Linked DNA regions of Homo sapiens: regions 2, 3 and 4 are each linked to region 1. The links are chromatin contacts, found by Hi-C or POLR2A ChIA-PET in ENCODE. All regions are on one chromosome and are shown on one strand. The core of a region is the stretch at or near the end of the contact, and the rest is flanking DNA. Distances in the headings are between cores, read along the strand shown. Region 1 overlaps DTHD1 (death domain containing 1). Region 2 overlaps ARAP2 (ArfGAP with RhoGAP domain, ankyrin repeat and PH domain 2). Region 3 overlaps LINC02505 (long intergenic non-protein coding RNA 2505). Region 4 overlaps ARAP2 (ArfGAP with RhoGAP domain, ankyrin repeat and PH domain 2).

Region 1 (3,462 bases), core at 239-2,738:
ACAACCAGGGACACACCTGAAATTCCACAAAGTTAGATTTCTTAATTCATTGCCATGAAGGGCTTGCACACAGAGGAACTGTGAGTGCCTCGGTAAACAAAAGCAAAGATGGAGTTATTTGAGTACACAGGAGGAGGGTGGACGCTAGTGTTTTGATAGGCTGAAAGCAAAGCAGAGCTGTGTATAAAGGGGTCAACATCAGGTCTGCAATGCAAAGTGGACCCAGAGTTTTCCTTCCTTGGCAAACAGGAATGTTGAGATAGATATGCAGTGTTGTATCCAGAAACCCTTTATCTGAAGCTCTGCAACTGGGTAGAAATCAAGAATGCTTTTCTGTGTCAAAATGACTTAGATCTTCCCGGCAAGAAAAGAATACGTCTTTCTCACAGATATGATTTCAGGCAGTAAGGTTTCTGATAATCCATGATTTGGGAGAACAAAAATGTCTCAGTGTATAAGAAAGCAGCAGTCACTCAAAGAAGGGGACATATTATAGCTGCAATATGTGCTTGGAGGAAACACTGATTCCTGTTAACTTTGCAGGTGGCTTCATCAGTGTCTGTTATTCCAGCTTGATGAATGGTGGGCCAGATTTTTACAGTCTGAGCTAATTTTTTTACCTTCTCAGACATGGCAACTATCCCCACAAAGTTGCTTCCAATAAGAAATATAGGGCACAAAAAGAGGATCCCAATAACATGTCAGTGTGTAGATGTTATTCATGAATTAATTCAGTGAAGATGTATTGAGTGCCTACTATGTGCTGGGTTCTGTGCAGGGAACTGAAAATTCACTGATGAACACTACTCAATCCTCAGCTCTCAAGAAACTTACAAACTGGTTGGAGAAAAGCACAAATAAATAGGCAATTACAACAGTGTATAGAAATGTTATAGCTGGATTTAAAATAGAGTTCCACAGACAATTAATCCAGTCCGGGGTATTCAGAGACTGAAAAAATATTATCAGACATTATGGAAGAGAGAGAAATGGTGGGGAGTTGGGTGTAGGGAAAGGGGTAGAAAGGTGGAAGTAAAAGAAAAAGGACTTTGAAAATATAATCATCTGGCTTCTAATCCAGGTTCTACTGCTGTAACTCAGAAAGAGTTTTCTCGCTTGTAAAGTAAGGAAAACAAAACAGAAACATTCACTGAGTGCCAGACAGAGTTCTAAGTAATAGGAATATATCAATTAAAAAAAGAGACAAGCACCCTGGAAATTAAATCAGGTGTTTATTTGCAGAAAGTAAATAAAAATGATAACTAGTAAGTAAATTATTTACTATGTTAGGTAATCAATGTCGAGAGGTAGTGGGGAGAGAATGCTAGCAGAGGAGTCCTGGGAGAGGCGGAGGGAATTGAGGACTCGTTGTGACATCTGTCAAAATGTGTAGGCAGTACGGGGCATTCTGGTGAGGTTAGATCACAGAAGTCATGCTTAGTTAAGCTAAGAGGGAATCCCCTGGCCTGTGTCAGCCACAATTTTGACCTTACTCAATATTTCCCTGTTCTTCTGACTTCAGAAAGGCTGACTTTGTACCTTAGATAAACTTCTTATTCTATAGCACAGTTTTGGACTTCTCATTGAGAACATTTCTGAAAAAGCCATCAGACAGCAGTTGACATTTCTTGCAAATACTGGTAGCAGTTGAACAGTTTAGGCAAAGCCCTGGTTTGCTTATAATGTTCTAAATTTCCGTTAGATGTTCTTCCCCTTTCTTTCATGCCCTACTTCAACCAAAAGCTGATTAAAACATGGTCCTCAACACCCACTCTTTCACCCCTAACCCTCATAACCAGAACAATGTGTAAGATATTTGGCTTGTCACATTCACTAGGATGGAGAGGCATTTTGTTCATTTGGTGGACAAGGTCAGGGATGCTGAATGGTCTGCAATTTATGAGCCAGTGCATGTTAATTTTTTGAAAACGGATTTCTTTCACAATGCCAATAACATCTCATTAAGAAACACTGGATTAGAAAAACAAAACTTTATCCAAAAGATTTAGCTATTTTGAAAATTAGATTATAATGTGCTCAAAGCCTACCTACCTCATTTGTTAAGGTATTTCTATTTTAGTCTAAAATACTTCAGAAGGGTGAGGCATGGTAATGCCTGTAATCCCAGAACTCTGAGAGGCCAAGGAAGGTGGATTGCTTGAGCCGACGAGTTCGAGACTAGCCTGGGCAACATGGTGAAACTCCATCTCTATAAAAAATACAAAAATTAGCCAGGTGTAAAGGCCTGCACCTGTATTCCCAGCTATTTAGAAGGCTGAAGTGGGAGGATCACTTGAGCCTGGGAGGCCAAAGCTACAGTGAGCCGTGACATCATGCCACTGAGCTCCAGTCTGGGCAACAGAGTGAAACCCTGTGTGAAAAAAATTAATTAATTAATTAATTAATTAATAATAATAAAATACTTCAGAATATACAAGGAAATATGTATGTGTTCATTTAAGCTACATTTTAGTGATAGTCAATTGCTGTAATCAAGAATTTACACTCCAGATGCTGTAAGTATCTAATCAAGATGACTATGGACATAGGTTTTGGTAATTCAAATAATAAATGTTACAAGATTTTATTTATAAAATTTGATGCTTAATAATTAGCAAAATGGTGACTGTAATGGTTTTTTCAATAGTGAAATTGGTGTTATTAAAAATGTATAGATTCTAAATGGTAGTGCATTCTTGCGCTTCCATGATATGAAATAAACACATGAATAATGATGTTCAAAGTTTAATTGCTAAATGGTCCTGAATATAGAACACGGTTAAATGAACTATGGTAAACTATCACTTTGCTCTTAGGTATATATTGGGACTACAGTCTAATTGATATGAAAATTTTAATATATGCATATAATAGAATATTATACATTAATGAGAATGAACCATTGCCACACACAGCAAAATGGATGAATTTCAGCAACATAAAGTTGAATAAAAAGTCAAACATAAAAGAATATATACTGCAAAATTTCATTTTAACCAATTTCAGAAATTGATTATACTAAAATTAATTGTGCTATGGTTATGAAATAGGATATTATACAGTCATTAAAACATTCGAAGACATTAAAAACTCATAATTTAATAAGACAGTAATTTTAAAAACTGTATATATAATATATGACTCCCATTCTGGGAAATAAAATACATGTATACGTTGCTAGGAGCATAAGAAAGGTGTGCAGAGAGGTATCAATCAGGGTCTCAATGAGAAATATAGTGATATACTCAAATTAGAATAATAAAAGGAGGCTTTATTTTAAAAAGGGGAGAGCAGGATGTAGGGGAACTGCAAGGAATAACACAGTTACTCCAAACAACAAGAGAGCTATTACCACCCTTAGACTTGAAGAGACAAGAAGAAGACCAGTTACCAAAGCACAGGAGAGAGTTGGCTAGAGGTGGCCTTCTTGAGAGGAGCAGTGGTTGCAGGCCAGGGACACAG
Region 2 (3,508 bases), core at 266-2,765, 160 kb after region 1:
CCATTAGATAAACTACAACATTCTGAGGTTTTAGTGACATAGTATTTTGCTTGTTAAGTATATTTTGATCACCTCTGGGGAATTATTTTTTTCTATTATTCTACCAGAAATATTTACTTGTTAACTATATCCTTGTTATAGGTGTGTAGGTTATTTTTTAAGGAATTGTTTTCTCTTTAACAGGATCTATTAGAAAGATAATCTTTTTTTAGTCCCTGTTTCTTTCAGTACAGTGCTACTTGACTTATTTCTAGTGACAAAATGGGTTAATGGTAACATTTTCCTCAACAAATAGTTAATTATCTCACTAGAGGGATGTTGTTATAAGTTCCTCTAATTCTTATGCAAGCTAAAATTTGGAAACAGATCACGTAGGGGATAAACTGTAAATGTTTTTAGGCATTCTAATTCCTGCTGTCTGGTCTCAGTCTCTACAGACTTAGAGCAGAGGGGCTCTTACACTGTCCCCAAAGATGCTGTGCCCTTTCCCACATCCTTAGGTTGCCTGACAATGGAAAGAGTTTATCTTCCTCTTCTGAATTTCTAGAGCACTTATTGGTCTAGTTTTGGCCTTGTATTGCCATTTTAACCTACTTGGATTTATAGGGTTTCCTTTGTTAAGCCAATCATGTCATGTGTCTCTGCCTAATGATCTTTTTAAACAGTGACTGAGTATACACTATGGGAAACTGGAGCATGTCTTTTCCTACATGTTCCCCTTGTGTTTTTGTTCTTCCATCTGAGCCTCCCTAGCCATTGCCATCCATCAACATTCTGTGCAAACATCAGACCCATCTTGTTATTCACCTCCATGAGCCTTTTCTTGATTTTCTCCAACTGTGTGACATTTGAAAAATAATATGCAGGAAAATTCAGAAGAAAAACAAACTGAAAGTAGGGAGGCAAACCAGGAGACTGTTACACTAAGCCAGGCGTTATTATCATGTAGACTAATGTATAGGCTCAGTGGAGCCTCAGTGGAAGTGATAAGAAATGAATTTCAAGAAATATTAAAAATGAGCCATCAGAGATTGTTATAATTGTGATTGATTAGACATAGGATTCATTCATTCAGAAAATATTTCTATAGTATTAACTACATGAAAGGTGGTGAGGAATGTAGATAAATGACCTGAAGCCTATTTGGGGAGAATATATTAATTAAATGATCACACAGGTAAATATAAAGTCACCGTTTAAATCACAATGAATAATTGTTATAAAGGAAAAATCCAGGTTGCTGTTAGCTTAAATTAGGGTTATCTGTGAGGATGAGGGGTTTGAGAGAATGTGCTGGTCAGAAAGGCTTTCTTCAGGAGGATATATTTATGCTGAAATATGAAGGTTGAGGAGGCAGTAAGTATGTGCAGATGGGCGTGAAGACAATTCGTTGCAGAGCAAACAGTGTATGCAAAGGCACTGGCTTGGGTAGAAATGTGATATATTCAGGAAACCTCAAGAAAACCAATGTGACAGTAATTCACAGTTGGTGAGTGGTGGGGAGGAAGTTTATTCTAGATGTGGGGAGAATGCAAGCTATGTGGGTGCAAAGGAACCAGCAAAGGTCAAAGATGACTTCATTCTATTTCAGATGGACTGGAAGAGTTGATATTTTAATGGACAGATATAAGGAGAGTGTAAGTCTTCAGGTGAAAATAAATTCAGTTTTACAGTTTATGGTGCTTACAAGACAGTTACATAGACTACTGATGACTTGAAATATGGCAGTGAAATTGAGTGAAATGAATAGATAAGAAAGGAAGAGAGAAATTTTAGATTACTCTGCATAAAGTTGGTAGAGCTGGAGGACATTATATTAAGTGAAATACGGCAGGAACAGAAAGTTAAACAGCCCATATTCTCACTGATGAGGAAGCTTTTTTCAAAGTGAATCTTACCAAAGTAAAAAGTAGTACAGAGGATAGTAGAGGCTGTGAAGGGTAGGGAGAAGGAGGACATAGGGAGAGATTTGTTAAAGGGCAGGAACTTATAGCTAGAGAGGCGGAATAAGTCCTAGTGTTCTATAGCACTGTAGGATGACTGTAGTTAACACTAATTTAATATAGTTTCAAATAGCCAGAAGGAGGATATTGAATGTTTCCAACACAGAGAGATGATGAATAATTGAGATGATGGACATGCTTGTTACCTCTTCTGGTCATTATACTTTATATGTATCACGACATCACTATGTATCATGACATCACTATGTATCCCATAAATACGAACAGTTATTATGTGTTAATTTAGAAAATTAAAAAAAAATAGTGGAAAAGGATTTTTATAGGGAGAGAAGATAAAGTAAAAAGGAGAAGAAATAAGTTGTTTACTAAGTGCTTATTTCTTGACATCCTTCTCTCTTTTCTGTATAAGGTTGCCCATTCATCTTCCTGAATCACAGCTCATTTGCCATACTCAGTTTTGGCTGCATGGGAGGACATAGGAGAGCCTTCATTGCATTGGTATTTAAGATTACATTAAAGAATGGATAGGATTTTGATGGATAAATAAAGTCAGGGATGGGAGATTGGAACAGAGCTAGTGAAGGAGAAGAAACTTAAAAAATACTCAGAGATAATGCCATGATGATATAGTGTATCTCCTTAAATAGCAGAAGAGGATATCCTTCTGGTAGAATGCCATGATGCTAATGATGACTGTCCCTTACCAATTGCTAAGGCAGGAATTTATGGCTAGGAGAAATATAAACTCAGTACTTGCTCCCTGCATGGAATGGTTTGCTGTTTTTTCCAAATCAGTTATATCTGGGACCTGCTCAAAAGTGTGGGTTCCAAGGATAACGCTGTGGAAGGGAAGAGATAAAGAAATCCCTTAAGGATGTATCCAAACTCTTTTAATATTGCAGACCTTCTATAATGTGTCCTTGGTATGCGTTATCAGCCTCCTATCTTTTGACTCTATGTTGTTGTCCTCTTATTTCTCTGCCTTACACTTCCATTATTTAGTCTTTTTGACTAGAATGCCCCCCACGCACTTGTCTATCTGGTTAAAATTAAGGTTTTTTAAAAGTCGGATTTAAATACCACCATGTTTGTAAAGGTATACCTCACAGCCTTTAAGCAGAATTGAGATTTTCCGTCTTTGTACTCTTAAATCCCTTAGTTTTTACCCAGTTTTAAACTCTTCTCTCATTGCAGTAGCTGGGTTTTCATTTTGAGGCTCCTTGAAAGTATAAGCACTCTGAATTTTCTTTCCAACACGGGGCCCAGAAAACATAAAGAGTTGAAATTGTGCAGTAGTTATCATGACATGATTTGAGAGGGTCCAGGAAAATGAAGATGGATTAAAAAGTTATCGAAGTCTTAAGAATGACCTTTTTTAAACAAAATTTGTAATATTTATATGCTGTTTGGAAACAGAAAAATCTGTCTTTTTTTATTCTTTATTCATTGAAGAGTAAAAATTAAAATGATACAGTTTGAGGTTGAGATGCTCATCATCAGAGCTTTGAGTAACATGGTTAATTTAGAAAACCCGATATGTGTTT
Region 3 (3,257 bases), core at 250-2,749, 200 kb before region 1:
ACAATATGTGTATAAACTATTAGGATTCAAGGGCAAATAGTTAATTTGGCACAGGAGTGTGGAAATAAGAGAGGTAAAGAAAATAAGCCAATAAAATTTCATGATAAAGCCAGCTATCATTGTGGACAATCAGAACTCAATCCTACTGAGGAAATCTGGAGATAGTATACGATATTCCTCAGAGGTATCCCAACCAAGAGCACAGAAATGGAAATATTTATCTACCAATGCCCCTTCCATAATTTTCAAAGGCTGCTTCTATGATCATTATCTCCCAAGCACTTGTGGCTTGCTTTAGGTGCAAGTAAAATGTGCACACATAATATTAAAAAACCCTCAAAAAATTTGCAGTTTTTCATGTAAACAATCAGGTGTGTGTGAAAATTAATGCCAAGAGGATATGGGCAGGGAATTAAAAGTATCTGCTATATACACATACACACACAAAAGTGTTAACACACACAATTTTAGGTTTATGAAACTGTGAATTATAACCATGGATTTCTGGATCCTAGAGATTAGTCCAAAGTATTGCCAAACGAGATAGTATTCAGAGTTAAAGCTTTAGGAATAAACAATATTTACTTTTAAAGAATCGGTTACTAGTCTTGGAATGTCAGGCGTCATGTGTGATAATCAGAGATTACAATCAGTTGTTTAGTGCCCTCTGAATCATACAATATAAGTTATTGTGTTTATAGAAATAACACAAAAAAACAGCACTGTCTCCTTTTACCTCCTGAATAGAGAATGTCATTAATCTGAAGATAGCACTGATTATGAGACTTCATTATTTTGTTTCCCTGAAAAAGGAAGGAAAAAAAACAACTGCCAATTTACAATCACATGATGCCAACTACAAAATGCATTTCTATTTTCGAGATGGTAATATGTGGAAAACTCAAGTGTCTTAGAATTGATAGAATATGATAGTATCAATTAATTCAAAGAATGCTGGCAGGGAATGAACTGAAATATGGGAAGTGGGAACTGCAGCCTTGATCATTTGTAAAATAATCCTGATAACATACTTAGTGTTAATATGAGCTCTTTTCAAGAATATTCATGCCTCTTTCTATGTTAGGTACTTTCATCTCTGAACATCAAAACCTGTTTTAAGAACATTGCTATGTGGTCACAGGAAGCTAAATGTTCTTGCCAATATCACCCGCAAAATGACTCATTCATCTTTCAAACATGTCTTTTCTTACAAAATTACCTGTCCCCAACTAAGAAAAAGGAAAGAGAGCAAAGCTTCATTTTTCTTTCATCCTGGTTATCTCCCTAGCCCATCTTAGACTTTGTTCAAATACAACCTCTACAAAGCCTTGCGGCACACTGGACTTTAGGAAATAAGCTAAAAAGTTTAATCAGGACTTTGAGGTTCAATTCCCAGAAATGAACATTTTTAACAGCATGTTCATAAGCATGTTGGGACTTCCCACATACCTTTATAAATCATCACCTTGGTTCAACTCACTGTGAAAGAGAAGAGAGCGTGGCAGGCCAGGTTTCACTAACGCATAACAACTCTTTCAGTACTGACTAAGTGGTTAAGTTAAATACTAAAAGCCAGTGCCCTTATACAAAGGCTGGAATGTAACAAAGAGCCCACCAAGAGTTTTGCCTAAGCTTTTCCTTGGCCTTAAAGCATGAAAAAATAAAGAAGGAATTCTTAACAGGACCCATTTAGGATTAAACAAGTTTTATTGTGGGTCTGAAGAAACTCCCCAGGCCTCCAAAAACAAGTTTGTTGTAAGCCTGAAAGAACTCCCCAAACCTCCGTGATTTAGCAGGAGACAAGATAATCACCCCAGCACCTGGGCCCCTTTAGATTAAGTAAATTTACTGAGGCTCCAGAGGAGGGTCTTCAGGACTCAGACCTTAGTTATAGATTAAAAGAAGTTAATCCCATATGTCTTTAGGTGAATCCACACTTACACATAGACATACAGCTTAGAAGGTTATATGAGCTCTGGGAAACTTTGTAATTTTGAGTTGGCCTGGCAATAATTTTCAGGCCTTCTCCCTGTAACTGGTTACAGAAATAAAAACTCTCTTCCTCCCCAGTTCATCTGCATCCAGTTATTGGGCCACAGGAAAGAGCAGCCTGACCCTCAGTTTGGTCTGGGAATAAGAGGGGCTGAGCTGGTTCTTCATTTATCTCTGTCTTCTATCTTTTTCCCATTGTCTTTACTACCTGCTACAATCTGAATGTTTCTCTCCACCACTCTCTGAAATCCATATATTAAAACTTATTCACCAATATTATGGTATTAGGAGGTGGGGGCCTTTGAAAGATGATAAAGTCATGAGGGTGGAGCTCTCATGAGTGAGATTCATGCTCTTATAAAAGGAACCCCAGAGAGGTCTCTCACCATCTTTCTGCCATGTGAGAATGCAATGAAAAGTTGTCAGTCTGCAGCCTAGAATACGGTCCTCACCAGACATCACCTCTACTAGCACTTTGACTTTGAACTTCCCAGGCTTCAGAACTCTGGGAAATGAGTTTCTGTTGTTTATAAGCCACCTAGTTCATAGTGCTTTTTATAGCATCCTGGATGGACTAAGACACTAGCATTCATTCTTACTTTTAAAAAAATAATTGTGTGGATGCAAAGGTAGATTTGAATTTACATGTGCACATGAAGCTCCTGAAAGATAGAACTTATCTTTGATGAGTGATTCTGTGAATTATTTGAGGAATGTAATGTACAATTTGGTGCAAAATACTTATGATATGAGAAAGTTCTACATGGTACTTCCTTTCTTTTTCAAGTGAAGTGTTTGGGAACAGTACAGCTAAGTGGTTAGCTGTGGGCACTCTGGAACTCGCCACTTGAATACATTCTAGCTCAGGAAGCAATGCCATTTTTATTATTTTATCCTTTATTTTAATCTCTTCATCTGTAGAGTGGGAACAATTCTAATATTTATGTCATAGTGTTGTTAAGATTAAATGAAATAAAGCCTATAGTGTCCTGCACATCTACAATTTCAGAGTGAGTACTTCATAAATATCATTAATATTATTTTTTATTACTAATGGGGCTTAATAAAAATGGCATTAAATGTGGAGTCAGCATTTTGGGGCTCACAGTTTTGCCCCGTATTTTCTAGCAACACAAACTTGTGTCCTGTAACTACCCCAAGCCTCGTACTTTTTTTTTGAAATATAGAGGAAGTAACCCAAAATGAAAGAAACTATGTGAGAGAAACTAACTCAGTCTTTGGTCACATGATAGTTCTGCGTTTCC
Region 4 (3,380 bases), core at 800-3,299, 140 kb after region 1:
GAGTTAATGGTCCGTCATGTTGCCCAGAGGGATTGGGCTGGCCACTTAATTGTGCTATTAAAGATGTTTAAATTGTGATGTGAAGAATATACCCAGTCTGCATTCTTAGCACCTGCCCCTAACCTTCCAAAATAAAAGGGATAAGATTAAATTATACCTAAGAAAAAACTTGTAGTAGTATTCAGATGTCATAGGTTAATGAAATAATTTTACTTAGCTTTTCTGGAAGAGTTTAAAAAATTTTCAATAGGGTTAATGGAAACTCTAGGATTTTCCTGGCCTTATGTTTCTGTTATTAGTTATTTATAAATTTTCAAAATGTCACTGATGTCTTAAATCACATATAGCACTTTGAAATGTTTACATCATTTTTCCGTTTAGCATATACGATAACAGAAAGGAGAAAATAAGCGAGGACAAGGTGGAAGATATTTGGATACCTCGAGAGGACAAAAACAATTTTTTGATAGACACTGCTTCTGAATCAGAATACTCAACAGTAGAAGAATGCTTTCAGAGTTTAAGAAGAAAAAATTCAAAGGCATCTAAATCTAGGACTCAAAAAGCCTTGATTTTGGACTCCGTTAATAGGCACAGTTATCCGTTAAGCTCAACAAGTGGAAATGCTGATTCATCAGCCGTTTCTTCACAGGCAATATCTCCCTATGCCTGCTTTTATGGAGCATCTGCAAAGAAGGTTAAATCAGGATGGCTGGATAAACTCTCTCCTCAAGGGTATGTACGTATGCATTTATTTCATAAGTGGCATATTTTTAAAATTTCAAGTTTATTCATTTCTAAACCTCCAGGGTTGCTGTTCCCCCACTCCACCGCCACACACACACATACACAGAGATGCCATTTTTAGGGACTTTCAGCACACTTTTGCCAGTGCTATTCTTTAGACATAAGGAGAGAGATGTGCAATGCAATGCTGCATTAAGGTCCAGAGTCGCAAATTAAAATAGAAAGTTATGACCTCACATCTAATTTCTTAATGTTACCTTCTAAGTTCGCATCAAAATGTGCTAATCTGTGTCCCAGTATGTAACAAAGAAAAACAAGACAGACTGAGTTAGTATTACTCAGCCCACACTGTTTGGCTTTTGCTCATATCATAACAGTGTTCTGTTTGAGAATACAAGGCTTATTGTTGTTAGGGAAAAGTACATCTTTGTTAGGTTTAGGTCTTCACTATTATTGATATCTTATTTTGATTTTTGTATGTTACACAGAAGGTCAGAGTCCCGTGAATATTATACTTTTCTTTGGATTTATCAACAAATGTTTACAAAGAAACTTTTGTCCCTTAAGCATTTTACAGTACTGAGAAATCTTTAGGGAAGGATTATATTTAATTAGAATTGTTTACTGGCATCCTAATTTTTAGATGTCTTTTTGAAATATTTACTTGAAATGTTTTTCATGGATTATTAAATTCTTTTGAGATTAAAGCTTTCATGTATCAGTAGCTAATGTGGTGAGTCCCTACAGTGTGCTGGTTTTCACTCCTATTCTCTTGAAATGTGTGTCATTTCTAGAAAGGATTGGTTTGATCTAAAATAATTTTAATTGGAAAAAAAAACTACCAGAAGCAGCATCAGATGACTAGTAGAAGCAGGAATTAACATTTCAAAAGATAGCAAAACACCCCGAAATTGTATGGTTAGCAATTATATGTTAATACCTTATATATTTTCATTCTTTTAGGAAATTTGATTTTGAATAAACCAAAGCAGATTACTTCTTACTATCAGCTATGTGTGTCACTTCTTTCTGGTTACATTATGATGACAAAACCCTCTGCTTGTTCTTTTTAGTCCTAAGTATTATTGGTAAGTGCATATTCAGATGTCGAACATGTGGATCAGTGCTCAGGTCTAAACACTAGTGGAATGAATCAGTGAACTTGAATATTCTTGAATCTTTCATTTTTATAAAATCCAAGTATTTAGGGAGGTCCAAGTGCTCTCTTAAAGTATCACTGGAAGAAAAAACAGACTTTGAGTACAAAGCCCCCAGCGGCTGTGGTTTCCTGTGCGTCCCAGGTGAGATCTTGCTCTTTACAGGGTTGGTCTGTTTATGCTCCAGGCACATTCAGAAAGTTTCACTATTGTTGGCCACCTCTGGGACAGTTACAATATATTCTGTCTCTCTTTTTCAGAACTTTGACTTTCCATTCTTTCTATTCTGAACCTGCCTAAGGTTAGATGCTGTAAGTTTTCTGGATTTATATTTTTCCATTTTAGGGGAAATAATTGCATTTTCTGTCCTAAAGCTCCCCCCACCCCACCCCCAACCAAAATACCGAGATGAGTGGATATAAGAAAATAAACCAAGGGGCTTGGTATATCACCAAGAAATTTTAAAACACTTCTACGTGATTATATTGCTATGACTTGAAAGAAATATGTGTAGCTGGCCAAAAGGCATGCATTCATTAAATCAGAAGTAGAATCGAGAATTTTTCCTTTCCTAATTAGGCTCTGTAGGCTATTGTGAGGGTTTAAGATGTTCATTAAAGTAGACAAAGTGATGCCTACCCCTTCCTTATGCAGTGGTTGCTGAGTTTCGTTTAACTCATGGCTGCGTGTCTCTTTGATGCAGATAGCGCTGATTGAGATGGGATTCCAAACTCCATATAGCAGGTGTCAACAAACTTTTTCTGTAAAGGGTCAAGTAGTAAATATTTTAAGCTTTATAGTCAAATGGTCTCTGTTGCAAGTATTTAACTCTGCAGTTATAGCATAAAAGCAGACGTAGCCAATACGTAAGCCGATGAATGAGGCTGTGGTCGAATAAAATACAGAAGTAATAAAAAGCAGAGGTCCTCCTTAGGGGCCTCTGCATTTGTAGTTCTTTCTGCCTGAAATGCTCTTTCCCCAAGAGTAACATGGCTTGAACCTCTCTCAAATTCATGCTAAAATGTCTCCTTTGCATTTAAGCCCTGGCCACCAAATTTACTACTACGACTGTTGCTCTCCCCTGCCACCCCATCACTCCCTTAATTACTTTCTTCTACAGGGCTTACAGGCCAGATGATTTATTTATTTCATACAAGCTCCGTGGGGACAGGCATCAGCATTGCTTTTCTTGTGCTGTGATAGCCTTAGCAGAACATTGTCTAGCACGTGGTAGATGCTTAGTATTTGCTGTGGAACGAATCTGTGAAAAACCTAGCATTAGGCATATTTTTCTTTTAATTTTTCTAAAACAGCAATTTATAAGAACATTGTAATACAAGCTGCTGAACTCAACAACATATTTGTGGGTGAAAATTTCCAGGAACCATTGATAATACTGATAAACATTAACAGGGTAGTGAACTCTTGGGTTTTTTTTTTAACAATTGTTTCCCCCTTAAAGACATGCACATAAAT

The links. A loop is a pair of places that touch in the nucleus more often than their neighbours do. ChIA-PET counts read pairs that join two places held with the same protein, here RNA polymerase II (POLR2A). Pooled maps may share reads with other maps.
Region 2: a pooled map shows a loop between it and region 1 (3-fold over the local background). The contact joins two enhancer-like sites. A Hi-C loop is called at or near these places in 4 of 37 single-sample maps with no recorded cell type and 6 of 50 pooled maps. POLR2A ChIA-PET finds 5 or more read pairs at or near these places in 1 of 52 experiments (OCI-LY7).
Region 3: a map with no recorded cell type shows a loop between it and region 1 (9-fold over the local background). The contact joins two enhancer-like sites. A Hi-C loop is called at or near these places in 4 of 37 single-sample maps with no recorded cell type and 10 of 50 pooled maps. POLR2A ChIA-PET finds 5 or more read pairs at or near these places in 1 of 52 experiments (activated T-cell).
Region 4: a pooled map shows a loop between it and region 1 (6-fold over the local background). The contact joins two enhancer-like sites. A Hi-C loop is called at or near these places in 5 of 37 single-sample maps with no recorded cell type and 8 of 50 pooled maps. POLR2A ChIA-PET finds 5 or more read pairs at or near these places in 2 of 52 experiments (OCI-LY7 and activated CD4-positive, alpha-beta T cell).

The regions. Positions count from the first base shown.
Region 1 is chr4:36,346,782-36,350,243 of GRCh38, reverse strand. DTHD1 (death domain containing 1) reads right to left here. Exons shown (of 10, transcript NM_001170700.3): 10 at 2,733-3,462. Among named protein-coding and RNA genes, the nearest start is that of DTHD1, 67 kb to the right of the region's middle. RefSeq lists an enhancer at 1,536-1,685. Within about 2 kb of position 1,488, at least 5 of the 41 ENCODE cell types and tissues checked have a DNase peak (open chromatin) inside an H3K27ac peak, as active enhancers do.
Region 2 is chr4:36,188,003-36,191,510 of GRCh38, reverse strand. The region is part of intron 7 of ARAP2 (ArfGAP with RhoGAP domain, ankyrin repeat and PH domain 2); the gene reads left to right. Among named protein-coding and RNA genes, the nearest start is that of ARAP2, 55 kb to the left of the region's middle. RefSeq lists an enhancer at 1,293-1,342. Within about 2 kb of position 1,515, at least 2 of the 41 ENCODE cell types and tissues checked have a DNase peak (open chromatin) inside an H3K27ac peak, as active enhancers do.
Region 3 is chr4:36,550,018-36,553,274 of GRCh38, reverse strand. The region is part of intron 3 of LINC02505 (long intergenic non-protein coding RNA 2505); the gene reads left to right. Among named protein-coding and RNA genes, the nearest start is that of LINC02505, 90 kb to the left of the region's middle. Within about 2 kb of position 1,499, at least 3 of the 41 ENCODE cell types and tissues checked have a DNase peak (open chromatin) inside an H3K27ac peak, as active enhancers do.
Region 4 is chr4:36,207,745-36,211,124 of GRCh38, reverse strand. ARAP2 (ArfGAP with RhoGAP domain, ankyrin repeat and PH domain 2) reads left to right here. Exons shown (of 33, transcript NM_015230.4): 6 at 382-735. Among named protein-coding and RNA genes, the nearest start is that of ARAP2, 35 kb to the left of the region's middle. Within about 2 kb of position 2,049, at least 3 of the 41 ENCODE cell types and tissues checked have a DNase peak (open chromatin) inside an H3K27ac peak, as active enhancers do.